2 separate regions of the Homo sapiens genome follow, and region 1 is linked to region 2. The links are chromatin loops, found by intact Hi-C in ENCODE. Cell type or tissue: heart left ventricle. All regions are shown on one strand.

Evidence for each region. A loop is a pair of places that touch in the nucleus more often than their neighbours do. Peaks named below come from ENCODE experiments on the same cell type or tissue, not always from the same donor. Only the 100,000 strongest peaks of a DNase experiment are listed, where the experiment ranks them.
Region 1: a loop joins it to region 2, with 2.6 times the contacts of the local background. A loop is called at or near these places in 7 of 110 quality-filtered maps.

The regions. Positions count from the first base shown.
Region 1 is chr2:182,582,164-182,586,163 of GRCh38, reverse strand. It overlaps a transcript of PDE1A not described here. Among named protein-coding and RNA genes, the nearest start is that of DNAJC10, 130 kb to the left of the region's middle. In heart left ventricle, no CTCF peak of the experiment used is centred here; a DNase peak (open chromatin) is centred at 1,573.
Region 2 is chr2:182,453,002-182,457,001 of GRCh38, reverse strand. It overlaps a transcript of PDE1A not described here. Among named protein-coding and RNA genes, the nearest start is that of PDE1A, 28 kb to the right of the region's middle. In heart left ventricle, no CTCF peak of the experiment used is centred here; no DNase peak of the experiment used is centred here.

The DNA of each region.
Region 1 (4,000 bases), 130 kb before region 2:
AGATTATTTACTCGGGATGAATACTGAAAATGAATACCTCATAATTTGTAGGAGAAAGATGGGGGAGATAGAACCGAAAGTGCTTCTAATATGGGAAATGCGAAAACATTCAGTATTTTGACCTGTCTTAGAAATAGGTATACATTATTCTATATCATCTGTGTAATATCTTTTTGATTACAGTTTACACATGGTCAAGCATGGTAATACCATTTTTTTCTACATGTATATATGAAATGCATCTAAATTTAAGTCAAATCACCTTTCAAAATCATGTTATTGTAACAAATGGGACCAATTAGTAAACAAGAATATGTTTAAAATATTACATAAGGACAGATGATATTTAACTGGCTTTGTGATTTATGATCTATTATTCTGATTACTAATCAGACTTACTGTATCTATGGGAACAAAGAGGAAAATTATTTTTGCCACCAACGAATATACAAAGATGAGAAATATTTTGCTTCTCTGAATAATCAGCACAGATATTGCCCTTCTTGTTTTCCTTGTGTTATTATCTGTTCTTGCCAGGAGAAAAGCAAAGTCATGTGGGTGGGGAATAGAAAGTGTAAGATTAAGAAAGTGGACTGAAAACCCACTTTCTTAAAGGTGGTTATAGACTATCAATTTTTTTAAGAGTTCTGAATTGCTTTTTGAATGAGGAAATAAAAGTGCTCAAACCTAGGTAGTTCTTAAGACAAATCTATTATTTGACTCATGAATACGATCACTTTCTGTGGTTCATATACAAATTTTTATATGTGAATTTTAATGGAGAAATCTCTGATTGAGGACATTGAAGAATAAAAATTTCCCAAATAGGAGTGAGACTCCCAAAATACACTTCATAAAAATAACACGCCATTAGTTTTTGAATGAGATACTTTATGGGACATGTTGCTATCACGAATCTAATTTTCATCAGGATCTCTAGTGTGATGAAATTTCCTGGAAGATGTCAATTCTTTCCAGGTGATTGTTGCCAAATATTAAAGACTAAATGGGATATACATGAGAGTTAGAGCTGAAATGCAATTCCTGCCAATTTATATCCAGTTCTTATTCTCCTACTGAAGTTAAAACATTACTGTGCTCCTCTATTTAGGTGTTAAAAGCTTTTGCTTTATAACGTTTTTCAAAAAATCAAGAAGTTGAAGAACCCTCTTACTTTTTTTACGTCCAGGTTTATTGTTTGATTTTGTTTTGTGTATTTTTGTTTTTGTAGAACCAGCTCAAAAACAAAGCTTTTCTCATATCACCTTTCACAGTGGATTGAGTCTGTTCTGTTTGTGGAGTTAATTATTGGGGTGGGTTTTCCTCCTGTGCTCAAGATAGCTTGAGGCACTTGCTCTTGGGTGAGGACAGAGGAGAGCCAATGCCCTGGTGTAGCCAGGCTTTCTGCTGAGAGGTGAGCCTCAACCACAAGTGCTGACAGTTGCTGGCAAGAGACTCCCATCACCCTAGGAGGGCAGAGTTCACTTTGGAGAAGTCTCTGACTCTTCTCTGGCACATACTGTCAATTCCCTTTTAGATGGTGAGCATTGCACAGCTGTCTCAGACACTAGTGGCCTGAGCAGGTGACGACAGCCACCGTCTGTCTCACTTACACACATCATCTCACATATGACTTACAGCATGACGTCCAAGTGATTATTATTATCTTCTTTTTAAAGACAGGGAATCTGAATCTTTAAGTTAAGTAGTTTGCCTGTAAAGTCACAGAGATAGTCAGCGGTAGAGCTAGAATTCAAACTGAAGTCTCTCTAAGTCCAACACTGCTGTGCTTTCTCTCTGCAACTCCTTGTGGCTCCTTGCAAGATCTCTAGAGCTGCCTTTTTAACTAACAGAGATAGTCAGCAGTAGAACTAGAATTCAAATTGAAGTCTCTCTAAGTCCAACACTGCTGTGTTCTCTCTCTGCAACTCCTTGTGGCTCCTTGCAAGATCTCTAGAGCTGCCTTTTTAACTAACAGAGATAGTCAGCAGTAGAACTAGAATTCAGATTGAAGTCTCTCTAAGTCCAACACTGCTGTGTTCTCTCTCTGCAACTCCTTGTGGCTCCTTGCAAGATCTCTAGAGCTGCCTTTTTAACTAATAAGAGAATGTAGCATTGGCCAGCTTTCTAAATGAGATCACGTAATATCTCTGATTTCTTATCAGGAAATCAGAGGTTGAAGGATTTAATAATATTATTGAATCTCTTGATAGGAATTGTGACCCAATTCTTGTTAATTTTGAGTTCCAAGTTTTAAATCATCCCAATTTCAACTTCTGTGCAAAAATTTAATCACCACAATATGCTTACCTCAGGTGGGTCTTCTGTGGAACACTAAATAGGTGATTTTTAAATTCATGCGAAACATTGTATAATGAAGGCAAAGACCTGTCACTGGGAATACAGTATAGCAGAAATATGTGACTGTTTTTTTGATGTGAATAATGCAGAAAAATTGCACTGGAAAAAGTTAAACAGGCAAGGAAGACTTTATTCAAGGCTATTTCAGTAGAGGAGAGAGATTGAACCCAACTTCCCCAAAACAAAGGGCTGGAGAGTTTTTAAGAGCCGGGGTGAGGAGAATCATAGATTGCCTGTGTTTGCTAATTGGACTTACCCAAAGGAAAAGTAAACTTTCCATATCTTCATGACAGGAGGCAGGTTTACAACTTAGAGCAAGGCATCCATGGATGATGATGATTGCATTTTGGACGGATGGCTTCCAGCTCCTTGAGAAAGGCATTTTGCTCTTACGTCTGCAGTTGAAGAAAGAAAAGCCAGATGTTTCAGATAAATAGTGAAACAGATTTCTACTATATCTTTATAATAATTTTAAGTGGTCAGTTTGCATATATTATTCTGATAATTTCCTCAATTATTGAATTTTCTTTGATTATAGATATTTTGCTGTTCTCTTTCAATTCTTATTAAATGCGTAATAGCTGAATCATATAGTGTCAGCTATTGAAAAAAGAACAGCCTCTCTTATTAAAAACAAAACCCAGAAGCTCCATGGATTTTACCACTGGAAGGAGATGATTTTTGAAGAGGAGAGCAGGTGAACAAGCAGCTGTTTCTTTGTTCTCCTGGATTTATCTTTGTCTTGGGGTTTTTCTGTTCTAATCACTCCCACCATCATCAAACCATTCTCTGGGGCTATGCTGTAGTTATTTTAAAGGTCTGGTTCAAGCGCAAAAAGGAACCCCATTTTCAGTTCTTTTTATTACAATTAATATAGCATGAAATATTCAAATATCAGCCAAACACAGAACCACAAATATAAGGATACAAGCACAGAAAAATGTGGGAAACAAAAATGATCTGACTTAACACAGGTTATATCTCTGATCCTATGGTCACTAGTGTTTTTCCAAGTCCCATAGGCTCTGTCCGCTAGCTTAGTAGTAAGTTTCTTATAACTGGGTCTATCCCTTTGATCTCAACTCAAGCTTTCTCCTATGTGTTCTGTAATATAGACCTTAGCCCCACTAGGGCACTCTCTTCCTTGCAGACATCTGAGATTTTGCATTTGTGCATCATTGTACGAGCTGTTCCCCTTGGCCCGAGTGGCACTCTCCCATCTCTTTTGTCCATATATCCTTACTCATTCTTGAGATCTCACATATTGATCAAGTCTTAGTGTTTCAGACTTCCACAAAATTAATTCCTGTTTCTGTAGTGCCTTTGATATTATTTAAAAATTTCAGTTATACTGTTTTATTTTTTAATCTGGTATCTATCCCCTTTGTTAGGCCTGGGTTCCTTGGAAGCAGAGACTACATCTTAATGACCATCTGCGTGTAGCATAGCAACAAGCACATACCAGGCATTCAAAAGCTTTTTGCTAAATTACATTGATCAATTTTTATGCCCTTTTGGAGAAGATGTCCACATTTTCATGCCAACTGACATAACTTTGAAGATTCTTGCCCAGTTCATTGCTTTATATTTCCAACTCCTTGGAAGTATCCATCTAACCAGACATTTTGATCCTTGCCAC
Region 2 (4,000 bases):
GCTGGGGGATGTTTTTATGCTTGTTCCAATGATTAACCACAGGCATTTAGTGTGTGAGATGCTATCCATCCTGCAATATAAAAGATTGTATTTTTCCTGCAAGAATTTTAAATTCCTCACCAGACATTTGTGTAGGAGAGAACCTGTTTATATTAATTGGAGCATAGAGACTAATTTGATTTTACATATAAACACACACGCACATTTTTTGGCAGTTGTAGTATACACTGATTTTCCAGGAGTGCTACTATTGTACATATTGATAAAAGATTGAGGATTGTATTTCTTTGTAGTTTAAAATTTCCCAGAGTTACTCAGTTGTATCACATCAGTAATGTGATCATGATATTTTTGTCAAGAATCTTTCACTGCCCTCCTTCTCTGCATGTGTAGCTGTTGTACTCACGGTGATTGGTTCAATTGTTTCAATACTTCAGAATCTCTAAGTGTCATCATGCCTGAATGCTAATATAGAGAAATTAAGATTATTTTATTGTACTACTTTTATTTAGGCATTACACAGCTAAGGTATTATATTGATTCAAAAATTTATATGGGTAAGTTACGTCATTTATAAAATTTAGGCTAATAAGGGGAGCACTATGAAATAGTTGTTATTTAAAAGATCTTTGTGTCAATACAGTGACTTTGAAACTAGTGTGCATTGGAGTCTCTAGAAGGTCTTGTTAAGATCCGTATTGCTGCCCCTAGCACCACCACCCCCAACAGTTTCTACTTCAGTAGGCTTGGGAAGGGGGGCCGATTGTTTGCATGGCTGATAAGTTCCCTGGTAAAGTGGATGCTACTGATCCAGGGACCACACTCTGAAAGAACTAGTATAATATGTTAGAGAACCCGATTAGAGCTAGGTAACCCTGATGACTAGTTGGGCAGCATTTTACATCCACATTGAGTTCACATCTATGTGGTTTCAAAGATATGAATTAGATCTGAATTTTCTTGAGTTAATTTGAATAAATGCATAAGTTTAATGTGTTGAAAATAATCTAAATATAATTTACTTTGAACAGTCAGCACACACATATTTGTTAGCAAATTCTTCTGTTTTTTTTTTCTCTTAACCTGTTTATTATTATTATACTTTAAGTTTTAGGGTACATGTGCACAATGTGCAGGTTTGTTACATATGTATACATGTGCCATGTTGGTGTGCTGCACCCATTAACTCGTCATTTAGCATTAGGTATATCTCCTAATGCTTTCCCTCCCCCATTCCCCCACCCACAACAGTCCCCAGAGTGTGATGTTCCCCTTCCTGTGTCCATGGATTCTCATTGTTCAATTCCCACCTATGAGTGAGAACATGCAGTGTTTGGTTTTTTGTCCTTGGAATAGTTTGCTGAGAATGATGGCTTCCGGTTTCATCCATCTCCCTGCAAAGGAAATGAACTCTTCATTTTTTATGGCTGCATAGTGTTCCATGGTGTATATGTGCCTCATTTTCTTAATCCAGTCTATCATTGTTGGACATTTGGGTTGGTTCCAAGTCTTTGCTATTGTGAATAGTGCCGCAATAAACATACATGTGCATGTGTCTGTATAGCAGCATGATTTATAATCCTTTGGATATATACCCAGTAATGGGATGGCTGGGTCAAATGGTATTTCTAGTTCTAGATCCCTGAGGAATCGCCACACTGACTTCCACAATGGTTGAACTAGTTTACAGTCCCACCAACAGTGTAAAAGTGTTCCTATTTCTCCACATCCACTCCAGCACCTGTTGTTTCCTGACTTCTTAGTGATCACCATTCTAACTGGTGTGAGATGGTATCTCATTGTGGTTTTGATTTGCATTTCTCTGATGGCCAGTGATGGTGAGCATTTTTTCATGTGTTTTTTGGCTGCATAAATGTCTTCTTTTGAGAAGTGTCTGTTCATAACCTTTGCCCACATTTTGATGGGGTTGTTTGTTTTTTTCTTGTAAATTTGTTTGAGTTCATTGTAGATTCTGGATATTAGCCCTTTGTCAGATGAGTAGGTTGCAAAAATTTTCTCCCATTTTGTAGGTTGCCTGTTTACTCTGATGGTAGTTTCTTTTTTTGTGCAGAAGCTCTTTAGTTTAATTAGATCCCATTTGTCAATTTTGTCTTTTGTTGCCATTGCTTTTGTGAAGTCCTTGCCCATGCCTATGTCCTCAATCGTATTGCCTAGGTTTTCTTCTGGGTTTTTATGGTTTTAGGTCTAACATGTAAGTCTTTCATCCATCTTGAATTAATTTTTGTATAAGGTGTAAGGAAGGGATCCAGTTTCAGCTTTCTACATATGGCTAGCCAGTTTTCCCAGCACCATTTATTAAATAGGGAATCCTTTCCCCATTGCTTGTTTTTGTCAGGTTTGTCAAAGATCAGATGGTTGTAGATATGCGGCATTATTTCTGAGGGCTCTGTTCTGTTCCATTGGTCTATATCTCTGTTTTGGTACCAGTACCATGCTGTTTTGGTTACTGTAGCCTTGTTGTATAGTTTGAAGTCAGGTAGCATGACGCCTCCGGCTTTGTTCTTTTGGCTTAGGATTGACTTGGCGATGCGGGCTCTTTTTTGGTTCCATATGAACTTTAAAGTAGTTTTTTCCAATTCTGTGAAGAAAGGCATTGGTAGCTTGATGGGGATACCATTGAATCTATAAATTACCTTGGGCAGTGTGGCCATTTTCACGATATTGATTCTTCCTACCCATGAGCATGGAATGTTCTTCCATTTGTTTGTATCCTCTTTTATTTCCTTGAGCAGTGGTTTGTAGTTCTCCTTGAAGAGGTCCTTCACATCCCTTGTAAGCTGGATTCCGAGGTATTTTATTCTCTTCGAAGCAATTCTGACTGGGAGTTCACTCATGATTTGGCTCTCTGTTTGTCTGTTATTCGTGTATAAGAATGCTTGTGATTTTTGTACATTGATTTTGTATCCTGAGACTTTGCTGAAGTTGCTTATCAGCTTAAGGAGATTTGGGGCTGAGACAATGGGGTTTTCTAGATATACAGTCATGTCATCTGCAAACAGGGACAATTTGACTTCCTCTTTTCCTAATTGAATACCCTTTATTTCCTTCTCCTGCCTAATTGCCCTGGCCAGAACTTCCAACACTGTGTTGAATAGGAGTGGTGAGAGAGGGCATCCCTGTCTTGTGTCAGTTTTCAAAGGGAATGCTTCCAGTTTTTGCCCATTCAGTATGATATTGGCTGTGGGTTTTTCATAGATAGCTCTTATTATTTTGAGATACATCCCATCAATACCTAATTTATGGAGAGTTTTTAGCATGAAGGGTTGTTGAATTTTGTCAAAGGCCTTTTCTGCATCTATTGAGATAATCATGTGGTTTTTGTCTTTGGTTCTGTTTATATGCTGGATTACATTTATTGATTTTCATATGTTGACCCAGCCTTGCATCCCAGGGATGAAGCCCACTTGATCATGGTGGATAAGCTTTTTGATGTGCTGCTGGATTCGGTTTGCCAGTATTTTATTGAGGATTTTTGCATCAATGTTCATCAAGGATATTGCAAATTCGTCTGTTAAAGTAATTTCCTGCACACAGATTTTTTTTTTTAATGAAGAAGTTCACAATTCTTTTGGAAAATAAGTAGACCAAATCGGGCATCATGTGTCCAATTTGGCTATGGAGTTGTCTTGTTGACTTTTTCCAGGACTGAGAAAAAAAATGGCCTGCATCAAGTGGTATCCCAAAAAGCTTTTTGAGCTCTTTCATCACCGTATCAGCTTCATAATGAATGACTAATAACGATAGTGCCGAAACAAAGGAATTACCCTAATGAGGAGTCTTGCTACCACCATGCTTTGCTGAGGTGGACAATGAAAACTTGAGCAGAAACTATAATTTATCTGATCATTTTTAGGCCATAAAAATACGTCAAGTCACTTCTGGTCACATGAAAAAATAGTCTCAGTAATGATATGCCTAGTTGAATGAAATAAAGTATCTATCTTCATTTAAGGTGAAAGGTTTTCTAATAGGTCAGCTT